2 separate regions of the Homo sapiens genome follow, and region 1 is linked to region 2. The links are chromatin contacts, found by Hi-C or POLR2A ChIA-PET in ENCODE. All regions are on one chromosome and are shown on one strand. The core of a region is the stretch at or near the end of the contact, and the rest is flanking DNA. Distances in the headings are between cores, read along the strand shown.

The links. Hi-C counts contacts between places; a loop is a spot of excess contacts on that map. ChIA-PET counts read pairs that join two places held with the same protein, here RNA polymerase II (POLR2A). Pooled maps may share reads with other maps.
Region 1: a pooled map shows a loop between it and region 2 (2.5-fold over the local background). The contact joins the promoter of SDHA here to the enhancer-like site in region 2. A Hi-C loop is called at or near these places in 1 of 168 maps with a recorded cell type or tissue (posterior vena cava) and 3 of 50 pooled maps. POLR2A ChIA-PET finds 5 or more read pairs at or near these places in 3 of 52 experiments (AG04450, BJ and Panc1).

What each region holds. Positions count from the first base shown.
Region 1 is chr5:215,767-223,302 of GRCh38, reverse strand. SDHA (succinate dehydrogenase complex flavoprotein subunit A) reads right to left here and starts at 4,983. Exons shown (of 15, transcript NM_004168.4): 1 at 4,885-4,983. The coding sequence starts at 4,947. CCDC127 (coiled-coil domain containing 127) reads left to right here and starts at 5,150. Exons shown (of 3, transcript NM_145265.3): 1 at 5,150-5,210; 2 at 6,444-6,574. The coding sequence starts at 6,454. RefSeq lists silencers at 4,373-4,612, 4,843-5,172 and an enhancer at 4,165-4,973.
Region 2 is chr5:164,899-171,799 of GRCh38, reverse strand. It overlaps PLEKHG4B (pleckstrin homology and RhoGEF domain containing G4B), which reads right to left. Exons shown (of 20, transcript NM_052909.5): 14 at 2,208-2,460; 15 at 668-757; 16 at 356-586. Among named protein-coding and RNA genes, the nearest start is that of LRRC14B, 23 kb to the left of the region's middle. RefSeq lists enhancers at 43-556, 557-1,070, 1,559-2,758. Within about 2 kb of position 2,264, at least 6 of the 41 ENCODE cell types and tissues checked have a DNase peak (open chromatin) inside an H3K27ac peak, as active enhancers do.

The DNA.
Region 1 (7,536 bases), core at 3,734-6,233, 49 kb before region 2:
AAGGACTGAGCCCCCAGGTCCTCGTTTCCACCCTGACTTGGCACTCTAGAAAACCAGGATGAAGCTTGTTTCCAAACAGGATACTCACTGACTCAGATACGAAATGAAAAAGGCACACTTCCTCTGTGAAGTCTTAATGTATGCTACTTAGTGGAGAAGGGGAAAGACGTGTATATTGTATTACTGTATGTGGTATTTTGCAAGTAATGAAGCATTTTAACTGGCTCCATCATAGCCCTTTCCACATTACAGTTCCAATCGTCCAGGAGGGCTTGTGGTCAGTTCAAAAGGCACTCAACATTGAATCAGGAGATCTGTATCCTGGAACAGTAAAAGCTGACAGCCTAGAGGGACGAGGTGTCATCCCTTCATCACACAGGAGGATGTCGGATGCACACTCTCCCCTGCCTGGCTGCTGCTGGCTTTTTCCTGGCCAACATCTACAACTTGACACATCTTGCTGCTTAAATTTTCCATCTTAGAAAACTTTACCCAAGAAAACTGGTTTTGGTGTTTAGTTTTTAGTGGCTCTGTGTGAGAGAGGTGACACTGTCCATATGCTAAGGTTGGCCAGCCATTTAGGGGATACGTTTTCCATTCTGCTGGCTACATTTGAGAAGACCACTGAATAGTCTCAGAAATATCATCAAGAATAGTTTTAGGGGCTGGGCACGGTGGCTCATGCCTGTAATCCCAGCATTTGGGGAGGCCAAGGTGGGTGGATCACCTGAAGTCAGGAGTTCAAGACCAGTCTGGCCAACATGGCAAAACCCCATCTCTACTAACAATTAGCTGGGCGTCGTGGCGGGCACCTGTAATCCCAGCTACTTGGGAGGCTGAGGCAGGAGAATCGCTTGAACCCAGAAGGCAGAGGCTGCAGTGAGCCTAGACTGTGCCACTGCACTCCGGCCTCGGCAACAGAGAGAGACAACGTCTCCAAAAAAAAAAAAAAGAAAAGAAAAAAAAGCTTTAGGAAATAAATGCAATCAGAAGAGGGGATGTGAGGAATGTCTTCAAGTATTTAGAAATACTTGCAATTCAGAAATTACTTATTATGTGGGATAAAAAATTATTCTTCATTTCTCCAATTTCTAGTCTCTGTTTTTATTGGTATAAGCTAATTCAGCTTTTTTCTTTTTTCAGAAAATGAATGAGAAAGAACAAATATTCTTCTACCTTAGTAAAATTTTTGCATGGTAAAATCATATTTTAAGAAAGAAGTCTTTGAAATAATTTTAATACAAATGTTCTTGAAAATGTTGTAAAGTGCCCTATTAACATAGTAATAGCACCAGTAAGAACAGTATATTATACCAAATGTAAGTAGAAACAGTGAGATCACTCAATGTTTATTCGTTCTTTCTAGGATGTTGATGTGGAAGACCCACTGCCCACCCCCCACCACACACACACAGAGCTGGCTTAAAAGGGGCAGCTACTATAACACAATCTTGAACAAATTATCACGCCATCCCCCTGGCGAAAAGGACACTAACCCTCTCAATCTAAATCTAATCTGGGGCAGATTTTTGAATTTGGAAAGCCCAACTTTAAGCCAATTTCAGTCTTTAGATAAAACTCAAAACTAGTTTTGACACAAAACTAGTCTTTTGTGCCAATTGTTAATTTTTTTAGGAGAAACTATCAAACATTTCCTCAAGAAAAAAAATGGGGAACATATAACTAAAAGGAATACTTAGACCTTGCTTAACAATACAGAATTTCAGATGACTGAATTAGGAGGTGGAGGGGAAAAGTAAGAAGTGCAGAGACATTCATATCCGAAATCTAGCAAAGTAAGGGGTCCTCATCTAATACAACGCACCTATAAATCACGAGCAAGAAACTAATCTGCATGTACAACCTACACAATCACAAAAGCAGCCAACGAAGAACCTAAAAACGCACGACTGTATCAGGAAGAAGCGGAAGCAGGGTAGTTTAAGTGAACTAAATCCCCTCTCTAGGCAAGAAGTCTAAAACTGATAAAAATGCACCTGCATATCCGCTAAAGAAACAGAGGTATTACAAATGCCAGGAGTCAGTATCAGAAACAGGAATTGCTTTCATGGAAAATGAACTGGGTGAGGGAGGGTATACTCATTGATTCTTTTACAACTGCGTGTAATTATTCTCACTAGAATTTTAGTGTTTATTATTTTAAAAACAGGGATACTTAAAATACAGTTCGGCCGGGCGTGGTGGCTCACACCTGTAATCCCAGCCCTTTGGGAGACCGAGGCGGGCGGATCACGAGGTCAGGAGATGGAGACCATTCTGGCTAACATGGTGAAACCCCGTCTCTACTAAAAACACAAAAAAATTAGCCGGGCATGATGGCAGGTGCCTGTAGTCCCAGCTACTCAGGAGGCTGAGGCAGGAGAATGGCGTGAACTCGGGAGGCAGAGCTTGCAGTGAGCCGAGATTGCGCCACTGCACTCCAGCCTGGGTGACAGAGTGAGACTCTGTCTCAAAAAAAAAAAAAAATTCAGTTCACACATGGTTACTGTGCATAGGCTGTGAGCCCTGGTTCTCAAGAGCATCACCAAAGGTTTCAAACATTACCCACAGAATCCTCACTAACCCCACGGAAAGACGGAGCTCAGAGAGGATTCAAGTCGGCCGGCCTGGCTCTGGATCCTGGACTTGCCCCCCTATCTAAAGACCCTTGGGAAAAATCTCTGAGACTCCCAACTAATATTAATATCCAGGTTTCATATCAAAAAACAAGTCACAATTTTTCAAATAAATCAGGAAAAACATCATGAGGAATGCAGAATGGAATGCCATTGTTGTTACAATTATCCCAAGAAGCAAAGCAAAGGTTTACTACTATAATGGCCTAAATAATGTATTTCTAGAACACCATTAAACATATTCAGAACAATCCATTCAAAGAAAAGAAATCAATTTGTCCTAGAACAATATATTGGATGTTCATGTTAAGGGATTTGAAAAACTTCACCTGAAGTAAGCAGTTAACCAGTAACTATTGAAGTTTCTTGGTTTTCTTTTTCCTCTGATTAAACTGCTTTCGAACAGTTTGCAAGCTGTGTCAGTGCACTGGGCCATAAAAAGAAACCAAAAGCAAAATAAGTCTGATAAGTTCGTCACTTGAAAGCAGTTGTAAATACAGAATGATCAAAACACCACAGAACTGGCCAAAATGAGGTTAAAAAATTCTCTCTGGACTTTACTGAAATTATCCTCAGCATCTATTTTCCAAACACATTTCTCAGTTGGCTATCACGAATTTCTTTCTTTTTTCTGCTAATTTTTTGATTATGCTGTTCCTTCGTAAACTCCAATTCTTCAGGAAAAAAAGCCTATCTGAAATGCCGATAAATATGCTGCTTGCAGGCAGAATTTCTGTAGGAAAAGCTAACTTCATCAAGATAAAAAGACTTTTACAAAACCCAAGACTAAATTTTGGTTCAATTTTGCTATCTTGCCATCCCGTCTGAGGTGCCTCCGCCGCTGGCAGGGTCTTAGTCTGCAGAAGGAACACCGGGCACCATCTGGGTTGAGGACAAAGGCACTAGCTCTAGCTTTTCTCCAATCACAAGCTACCATTTCCCCTAAAAAGCCCCACTGACCATGGGCTTTCCTTCCTGCTTGTGGACGCCCTCCTAGCAGCTCTTAAAAGCCCAAGATGCGGCAGGGGTCTCTGCTCAGTCAGTACCAACCACAGCAACACACTAGAACGGTTTACACGCTTTCTGATGTTGGCAGGATGGCTGTATGACTAATCCTCACATTTAACTCAACGAGATTTTTAATAAGTATTTCAAAAAGGAGAAAATTGCACAATTACAGGCATAATTCAAATCAATATTGCTGAATGCCTTGGTTCCTATTGAGATTTTTATTCTGCAATTTAAAATTACTTTGTAATTAAGGAGGTGGGTGGGTAAGTTCATTTAAAAGAACCAAACAACTAAACCTATCCAATTTAGCTTGATTAAATAAAACCCTAGAAGGCCGATTCTTAAGATGCAATCGTAGAGGGCACATTCAGACACTCAGAGAGCAAGGGCTCAGGGAAGTATAACCCTGACCACCATCCTGGACTAAGCCGAGCCCGGCCCTAGAGGCACTCAGCGCACAGGCAAGCACAGGTCCCGGCGTCCTCGCCCGGTCAGTGCGCTGAGCTCTCCGCCTGAGTTTTAAAAACTGGCACAGCTGCTTTTAAACACTGGCACATTTTTGGTGGCATAAGGACCACCAAACACGACCCAAAGTAGAAGCCCTTAACTTACAAGGTCTCGAAGTGGACATGGACAGATTTGCGCTTTCTGGAAAGGCGAACTGCAAGCCTAAGCTCGGGCGCGCCACGCTTCCCACCGGACGCCCACCGGGCCGAGCCCGGCCACTCCTCGCACCCACCCGGGCGGTCTCACCCGCCCCGCCGGCCCCACCCACGGGCTGCGGGCTGCTCCTCAGGACAACCCGCACAGAGGGCGGCAGAGGCCCAGCCCAGCCAGGGCGGCCACCGGCCGCTATCCGCCCGGGTGACCTTGGGCAGACACGACTCCTCCCCGAGTCCACCTGCCAGGCACTGAGGCGAGGGGCTACCTCAGCCCGCGGGGTCCCAGGACCCCAGGCCCGGACCAAGGCGGCGGAGGGGACGCCCAGCAAGCCCGCGGGGTTGTGACCTTCACCCGGACGCGGACTATCTACTAAGGACCGAGCTCCCCGGGTCCCCGAGTCCGCCCCGCGGCTTCCCCTCGCACCGGCCCAGGGCTCTCTCAGCCCCTTCCCGATCCCGGGACAGAGGGCGCAGGGACCCGGCGCCCGCTCCGCTCGGACCCGCTGGGGACCGTCCCGCTCCTACCGCCGCCTCGGCCCCCGCCTGCCCCGCCCCGGTCCGCGGCACGGACTCACCGCCTTGGCCAGCGCCAGGCGCCGAGCGCTCAGCAGCCGCGACAGGCCCCGGACCCCCGACATGTCTGCTGTTGCCGCCGCGCAGTCCCGCCAGTCCCTGCGCAGACTGCGCCTGCGCACCACACCGGGGTCGAGCTGGCGGGGGAGGGGGGATACCGCGCCTGCGCACCACGCCGGAGTCGAGCGGGGCTGCAGTGGGGGACATCGCGCCTGCGCACCATGCCACGCCCGGAGCGGGTACTGAGTGGGGGCGCCGCGCCTGCGCAAAGCGGACCCGCGGACGGTGGCGTTAAGGGAACGCTGAGGTCCCGCGCTCCCCGACCGAGGTAGAGCGGGCCCTGTTCCGGGGAGGTGGTGGGCACCAACATTTTTAAAGCCCCGTGGGTGGTTCTCCGGGATCGCCCAGACCGAAGGGCCTGAACGCCCAGACCGCAGGGAATGGGGTCGGAGGGGGGCGCTCGTCCGCGGAGGTGGGCGGGAGCGGCCCGGGGCCTCCGACCTCTTGTTTATTATACATCCCTTGATTAACTAAACTATTTTGTAATTGTGTGTGTTTGTGGAGGTCACATGTAAACAAACTTAAAGTGACTCTACTTTGTGAAAATGTGAAACTTCGTGTAGGTACTCAGTAAATCAGTAAATTCTTACTAACGTTAGCCCCCAGCCTAGCTATGGAGGGTGCATGCTGAGCCCGAAGCAGAGAACTCTGTAATCTCTGCATTCATCACCACCACGAGGAGGCCTCAGAAGCTTCTAGCACTGTTTGCACCTTCCCCACATCACCCCTCCCTGCCTTCCTCACAGTCTTCCTTCTGATCAGAAGACCCTTTCCTTCTTTCTCTGCCTGTCAAAATGCTGCTCACTCTTCAAACCCTAGCTCATATGAAAGTGTCCGGTGTGAGCCCACTTTTATCGAGTTGATTCTGTATCTTTGATACAACTGTATGAGGGTTCTCCAGAGACACAACAAATAGAAGGGAGACGTGAGGAATTGGTTTAAAGGTTCAATTGCTAATCTCATCCAAAAACACCCTTACAGACACGCCCAGAAATAATGCTTAACCATGTATCTGAGCACCTCATGATGCCGTCAAGTTGACAAACAAAATTAACCATCGCAGCAGCCATACATTTAAACATATTTGTACCAGAGAACTTACCTGATTCTACCTGCACTTCAGATGCTTAAGACATGTCTGTTTTCTCCACTTTCCCCAACCAGATTGTGAGTCGCTTTCATCTTAAGTTCTTGTTTTTTTTTTCCTTTTTCTTTTTCTTTTTTTTTGGGGGGGACGGAGTCTCGTTCTGTCACCAGGCTGGAGTGCAGTGGCGCGACCTCGACTCACTGCAACCTCCACCTCCCAGGTTCAAGCGATTCTCCTGCCTCAGCCTCCCGAGTAGCTGGGACTACAGGTGCCCGCCACCATGCCCGGCTCTGGTCTAGTTTTTTTCTTCTTTGAATCCCGTAGGGCCTCAGTGCTGTGCAGCAAGCACATAGTTAAAACTGAAGAAAAATTTCTTGAATAAAAGTAGTTAACGTTTTTATTCTTTACTTCAAGGTATATCTCCATGAATAACCTAAATGATCCCCCAAATTGGAATATCCGGCCTAATTCCAGGGCGGATGGTGGTGATGGAAGCAGGTGGAATTATGCCCTGTTGGTTCCAATGCTGGGATTGGCTGCTTTTCGTAAGTCATGGTTTTCTTAAAATTCGTGTTTTCCAGGCTGAGAGTGTGGAGCCCCGGTGAGGGAGGCAGCATGGTGTGGGAGCCTGAAGGCCGTGACTTTGGGACCTGCCAGGGACAGCCGAGTTTTATCCCCTGCAGTGAACCGTGGGCAAATCACTTAAGCTCTGAGCCTCAGTCTTCCTGTTCACAGGAGATGGATAATCATACTTAACCTCAGCACACTGCAAGGATTAAGTCAGCCAAGGCGTTTAGAAGCATTTTGTGTGGGGTGGGTTTTAATAACTTAGTTCCCTCTGAAGGCTTTGCTGCTCTCAAGTCGGGGAGGAGGTTCCTTATTTCAGGTGCCCTCATAAGGACTGCTGGGGAACAAAACGGGTGTAAAGGAAACCAGTGGGCTGGGCGTGGTGGCTCATACCTGTAACCCCAGCACTCTGCGAGGCCCAGGTGGGCAGATCGAGTGACCAGCCTGAGCAACACAGCAAAACCCCGTCTCTACAAAAAAATACAAAAATTAGCAAGTCGTGACGGTGCACACCTGTAGTCCCAGCTACTCAGGAGGCTGAGGTGGGAAGATCAGTGGAGCCTGGGAGGTCGAGGCTGCAGTGAGTGGAGATGGCACCACTTGCCCTCCAGCCCGAGCAACAGGGTTAAAAAAAAAAAAAAAGAAAACCAGTTTTGGAAAACCAGTGATGTTTAATGTTTAGGAAATCAGTCTTTGGGAGACTTCATCCATGAAATCTCTGCTTGGCCTGGCCAGAAAAATTCTCTCTAGTTTAGATTGACTTGGCACCACTTTGGGGACCTGCCGGTCATATGCAGACTTACATCCCCACCACACAATCAATTCACTGATGCAGAGGAGTGAGTTTTGTGTTTCTTCACATTCCATGGTTCTGGGCTGGCACTTAGGAACATGAGAAACTGAATAATTGAATGGAAGAAAGGCAAAACTGCCCTCTAGT
Region 2 (6,901 bases), core at 1,015-3,514:
AGCGCTCACGTCCACCTGTTTTAAATACAGCCCAGGTAAGCAGACTTCCAGTTATTCAGAGCCAGCCTGCTTTGCATGTCCTGTAGAACGGCAGCCAACATCTGCCAGCCATTGTCAAACCCTGGGGCTCCAGGGGCCTCGAGCCTGGCTGCTCCCTGACATTGCCCAGACAGGTAAGACCCTCCTCCAGGTGGCCCCCGCTGCGGCCTTCAGAAGGCTGTGCTTTGAGGGACTTCTCCGGGGCAAATCTGCCAGCACATCACCAAGAAAAGTGTGCTGCTGGGGCCAAGACTTTCTCACCAGCAGCCTCAAATTCCCCCAGCTTGCCTGAGCTGCCAGCGTCTGAGGCACTTACGTCACAGCCGCGGATGGCGTCCATGGCCAGCAGGTCATTGCCGTGACGCAGCTGGAAGCAGACCACGACCTCGGCGGCTCGGAGCTCGCCCAGCTCCTGCCCCTGGGCCAGGCCACAGCTGGCCTCCTTGAGCAGGTCCTGGAGTAGCAGCGCGTACTTGGCCACACGCTGCACGGGCCGCAGCAGGTAGGAGGCCAGGTCCATTTTGTCACCTAGCTCCCGCTGCTTGTCCTGCAAGGGCCGGGTGAGAGGGTCAGCTCCGGCCTGGCTGAGGGCCGGGCAGGCTGTGGGGGGCGGGCCGAGGGGGATGACCTTGAAGAAGGCGTTGCCATGGCTGCTGAGCAGGGCATCCGACTGCGGCTTGTTTTTGCTGTAGATCACGTACATCCCAAACTGCTCTTCCTGGAAAAGCAGAGGCGACTGCTTGGCTGTGGGAGTGACAGGCCCAGAGACAGCAGGCTCCCGCAGCCCGGGTCAGACTTGGAACTGCTCCCGTCCCAAGACCCCCCAGGTGCAGTTTGTACCATGATCAGGTGAAAGGGAGACTCGGCCCTTCATTAAAGACTATCAGAGTATCCCCAACACCAGGGCTCCAGGGGTGACCAGTTTACCAGCTGAAGCCTCAATGCTGAGAATTCTGTAATTTGTCTTTAAAACACAGACTCCAGGGGGTTGAGGGGGGAAGAGGATGCAGCTGGCAGTGGGCCTGGGAGGGCGTGGGGGGCATTGGAATGATTTGGTCCATGGCCAAGAGCTAAAGCTGTCAAGACATTTAAAATTGCCACAATCACGGTCAATATGAATCTGCACTTTATGTCTAAAAGCACCTTTTAAGAAAATGCTGAGGCTGGGCACAGTGGCTCACACCTGTAATCCCAGCACTTTGGGAGGCTGAAGCGGGTGGATCAGGAGGTTGGGAGTTCAAGACCAGCCTCGCCAGCATGGTGAAACTCCATCTCTACTAAAAATACAAAAATTAGCCGGGCGTGGTGGCGGCGCCTGTAGTCCCAGCTACTCAAGAGGCTGAGGCAGGAGAATCACTTGAACTCGGGAGGCGGAGTCTGCTGTGAGCTGTGATTGTGCCACTGCACTCCAGTCTGGGCAACAGAGCGAGACTTCATCTCAAAGAAAAAAAAAAAGGAAACACTGAAAAGATGTAACATGCGCTTCTTTTGTCCACGGCTGTTTTCGTTGTGATAATCTGTGCTCAGTGGTCTGGGACATACATCCCATCTGCCCACAGCACTCAGTGAATGCCTGTTGAAAGCCTGTCAGTTTCTTTCCAGAGTAAATTAAAAACTTTATTAAAGACTCTCAAACAGAGAGATTCCACATTCATCACTGAGAAGCAACTTACGAGGAGAGACCACTGGGTCTGTACATTCAACGTGCTTCCAGTTGAAAGCCTCACAGGGAATTCTCAGAACGGGACAGGCTGGTCCCTCTGGCAGGTAATGGGGCATCCAGGGGCAGGGGGCGTGTGAAGAGGTGAGGCCTGGCCTCTCCCCGGAAGGTGATTCTGGGAACTGCTTCTGGCCTATCAGCTGGAAGTGGTAAAGGAGAAGGGCTGCTGGCAGAATGGGTGTGATGGTGTCTGTGAGCCTCCGCCTCCAGGGGCAGCAGGGACACAGTCGGTCACACCACGCGCAAAGCACCGAGCACTGGAGACCCACAGGTTATCCGTGTGGGGCATCTGTTTTTCGGCTGGTCTTAACATCCTGTCAGGACCAGCTCCTAGACCTGGACTGAAGCTATTCCAACCGCCTGACACGTGGGCCCTGTAGGCCCCGCCTCTCTGACACCGGCTTCACCCACCACGTTGCCCGGCACCCACGCCATGGCCTGCACTTACGTGTCTCAGGAAACTGCGGCCCACGGCCAAGGGGCAGTGCTGGCAGCGCTCCAGCTCCCGGAGGAAGTGCTGCTGGTGGAAGTCGTGGAGCTTCTCCAAGTTGCCGAAAATAACGTGGTGCTTCCCTCGAAGGCCCTGGGGCAAGTCCATTCTTTCCATTTCTGGAAAATAGTTGTCAATGACGTATCCTAAGCACCGAATGTACTCCCTCTCTGTGGCGATCATCTCGGCCATGATGTGCCTCAGTCGGCTGCTGGAAGACACAGAGATCCCGGGGGGCACACGGCCCCCCACGGACACTTTATTAAAAGCAATTCATGCCTGAGACAGAAACACATGAAAACCCGGAGGGATGAGCAGGGTCACATGTGGACTGGAGGCACATGGGCACATGTGGGATGCACGATAAAAAAGCTTCCGGCCAGGCGTGGGGGCTCGTGCCTGTAATCCCAGGACTTTGGGAGGCTGAGGCGGGTAGATCACGAGGTCAAGAGATCGAGACCAGCCTGGCCAACATGGTGAAACCTCGTCTCTACTCAAAATACAAAAATTAGCTGGGGGTAGTGGCAGGCACCTATAGTCCCAGCCACTTGGGAAGCTGAGGCAGGAGAATCACTTGAACCTGGGAGGCGGATGCTGCAGTGAGGCGAGATCACGCCACTGCACTCCTGCACTCCAGCCTGGTGACAGAGTGAGACTCTGTCTCAAAAAAAAAAAAAAAAAAAAAGAATAATCTTCCAGTCTACTGCACATCCTCAGCAAGGAGCGACTCACCTGCACCTCCACTCATTCTCTCCCTGTTACCTGGAGCTGCTCTCTTGATACACAGTAACTTGAAAAGATAAGGACTATATTTCAAAAAGAAACTTGTCAGGTGAAACATTTCCACATTATTGATCATGGCCTTTTCAGAGGAAAGATCCCTTTGGAAACCAAGACAGACAGATTCCCAGGCTTCCTAACTGAAACTCTGAACATAAGGTTTCTCGTTCCCAGCTGGTTTCATTCTAGCGGTGAGATGACTCAAACACTTCCAGCAGTGACGCTTCTGCTAAGGAAGGCTGTGGTGGAAATTTCGTGAGAAAACGGCTTTTGGATCCTTGCCCACTGCTGACTGACCAGGAGGTTTTCTCGAGGGTCAGCTTCCATGGTAGTTACTCCTGACCCAAGGGGCTCAGCACCTTAAGGAGCAGCTTCAGGGGTACTCGGGGGCTGCAGTGGCCGGAGAGCAAGGCCGGGGGCGCAGGACGGCCCAGAGGTGGACAACAGCAGGCTAGGCCCCAGGGATGGCCCTCCACGGAACCCTCAGCCCCACCCTTGGCTGGGGTCTCCCTGCCTTGAATGAGCGTCCTGAGGAGGGGCTGCCAAGCAGGGTTTGTAGGAGCACTGTTCCCGTGAGGGGTGAGCCTCTGAAGCACTTCTGAGTCTTTGAAGAGCCCTTCCTGACAACACACACATCTGCAGGAGATGTGGGCTCCTCTGTGGCTGCCCGAAGTCTCACTACCTCCGTATCCCCAGGGCAGGGCAGGACCCAGAGGATCCACTCGTGTTGCCCTGAGAGAGTGGAGAGGTGGGCTGGCCAGTGTGGTCAGCTTGGCCAGACGGTACCTCCCGTGCAAAACTGCAGTGCTGTGATCATAGAGGCCCAAACTGGGCTTCCCAAATCAGGTGGTATTTTTTAATTTTTTTATTACCACTAAAAAACATGCTAAGCATCCAAAAGTACTTTTACACCATAAACAAATGCAGGACGCTTAGGCTGGTGGCTCTGTTTCATGAGCTGGCTGGAGTGGGGCCACCTGGTCACTCTCAGCAACTGAGCAGTGGCCAGCATGTGAGCCTGGAGGGCAGGGCCCACACTCCGGCAGCATGAATGCCAAAGCCTGGCCTGGGCGGCGGGACTCTCCAGGAGAAGGTTCTCTGGGTTCTGCTGGGGTGGGATCTGGGCGTGTCCCACAGCTCTGCACCTCAGACAGCACCATCCACTGCACTTTCAAAGGAGATTTCCCAGGGCCATGGTGAGCCGGGGGCCCTGCCCTAATGAACAGTGAGGTGCGTTGCTTTTCTCCTCTACTTGATGGCATCTTACCCCCAACCTCCTTAAATAACTCGATCCTGATGATACCAATGGGAGTTGGCAGATTTTTTTTCTACCATTATTTGTATTTACTTGTTTTTTAAGTTGGAAAAACTAAAAAGCAGCTAATGATGGGAAGCACAGCTGTGGGCAGAAATGCTGCTGAACGCACATCCCATTCACAGCAGAGCTGCAGAACTTGTCCCCTTCACTCCTGCATAACAGATTTGACAGATTCTCACTGTTTCTGAGAACACAGCACCTCCTGGCTGGTCAGGAACTGGCCCTCACAGCACTGGCGGGAAGGCCGAGGCCCAGTGTCACGACCCACACAAAAGCCTCCTCAGTAAATATCCAGAAACAAAATCAGAATGAGGACAGTCTTAATTGGGTCTTGATCAAAGTAAATGGACAATGTACTCACTAGGAAGCAAAGGCTGGAAATCACACGGGGGTCGGCAGGAGTCCCCCCTTCCTGTGTTCTGCTGCCCCCCAAACCTGAAACATGGGCTCAGTGGAGACAGAAACGTCAGTGCAGCCACTTGCTGAGACTCAGGGACAGCGCTTGGCGTTCCTCTTACGGATTCGGAAGGGCTCAGCCGGCAGATACACCCTGGATCACTCACACCAATGGTAAAAACCAGAACTTAATGTTCTACTTGGAGCTTTGCCTTTAACAAGGTAAACACTGAGTCTGGCAACCTAAAGGTGTGTTTCAGAAGAGTGTTCTTGGGCCTTCTCCGTTCAGATTAAACCTATGATCAGGGTGTGAGGAGGAAACCCCTTCTATGGACCTTAAGGCAGAGGCCTCCAACCCCCAGGGCCACCGACTGGTACCCATCTGTGGCCTATTAGGAACCAGGCCGCCCAGCAGGAGGTGAGTGGCAGGCGAGGGAGTGTTGCCACCTGAGCTCCGCCTCCTGCCAGAGCATTAGTGTGAGCCCCGCCCCGTCAGAGCATTAGTGTGAGCCCCGCCCCGTCAGAGCATTAGTGTGAGCTCCGCCCCGTCAGAAGATTACTGTGAGCCCCGCCCCGTCAGAGCATTAGTGTGAGCTCCGCCCCGTCAGAGCATTAGTGTGAGCTCCGCCCCGTCAGAGCATTAGTGTGAGCTCCGCCCCGTCAGAGGATTACTGTGAGCCCCGCCCCGTCAGAGCATTAGTGTGAGCCCCGCCCCGTCAGAGCATTAGTGTGAGCTCCGCCCCGTCAGAGGATTACTGTGAGCCCCGCCCCGTCAGAGCATTAGTGTGAGCCCCGCCCCGTCAGAGCATTAGTGTGAGCCCCGCCCCGTCAGAGGATTACTGTGAGCCCCGCCCCGTCAGAGCATTAGTGTGAGCTCCGCCCCGTCAGAGGATTACTGTGAGCCCCGCCCCGTCAGAGCATTAGTGTGAGCCCCGTCCCGTCAGAGCATTAGTGTGAGCTCCGCCCCGTCAGAGGATTACTGTGAGCCCCGCCCCGTCAGAGCATTAGTGTGAGCCCTGCCCCGTCAGAGCATTAGTGTGAGCCCCGCCCCGTCAGAGGATTACTGTGAGCCCCGCCCCGTCAGAGCATTAGTGTGAGCTCCGCCCCGTCAGAGGATTACTGTGAGCCCCGCCCCGTCAGAGCATTAGTGTGAGCTCCGCCCCGTCAGAGCATTAGTGTGAGCTCCGCCCCGTCAGAGGATTACTGTGAGCCCCGCCCCGTCAGAGCATTAGTGTGAGCCCCGTCCCATCAGAGCATTAGTGTGAGCTCCGCCCCGTCAGAGGATTACTGTGAGCCCCGCCCCGTCAGAGCATTAGTGTGAGCCCCGCCCCGTCAGAGCATTAGTGTGAGCTCCGCCCCGTCAGAGCATTAGTGTGAGCCCCGCCCCGTCAGAGCATTAGTGTGAGCTCCGCCACATCAGAGCATTAGTGTGAGCTCCGCCCCGTCAGAGCATTAGTGTGAGCCCCGCCCCGTCAGAGGATTACTGTGAGCCCCGCCCCGTCAGAGCATTAGTGTGAGCCCCGCCCCGTCAGAGCATTAGTGTGAGCCCCGCCCCGTCAGAGCATTAGTGTGAGCTCCGCCCCGTCAGAGCATTAGTGTGAGCCCCGCCCCATCAGAGCATTAGTGTGAGCCCCGCCCCGTCAGAGCATTAGTGTGAGCTCCGCCCCGTCAGAGGATTACTGTGAGCCCCGCCCCGTCAGAGCATTAGTGTGAGCTCCGCCCCGTCAGAGGATTACTGTGAGCCCCGCCCCGTCAGAGCGTTAGTGTGAGCCCCGCCCCGTCAGAGCATTAGTGAGCCCCGCCCCGTCAGAGCATTAGTGTGAGCTCCGCCCCGTCAGAGCATTAGTGTGAGCTCCGCCCCGTCAGAGGAGTACTGTGAGCCCCGCCCCGTCAGAGCATTAGTGTGAGCTCCGCCCCGTCACAGCATTACTGTGTGAGCTCCGCCCCGTCACAGCATTAGTGTGAGCCCCGCCCCGTCAGAGCATTAGTGTGAGCTCCGCCCCGTCAGAGCATTAGTGTGAGCTCCGCCCTGTCAGAGCATTACTGTGAGCCCTGCCCCGTCAGAGCATTAGTGTGAGCTCCGCCCCGTCAGAGCATTAGTGTGTAAGCCCCGCCCCGTCACAGCATTAGTGTGAGCTCCGCCCCGTCACAGCATTAC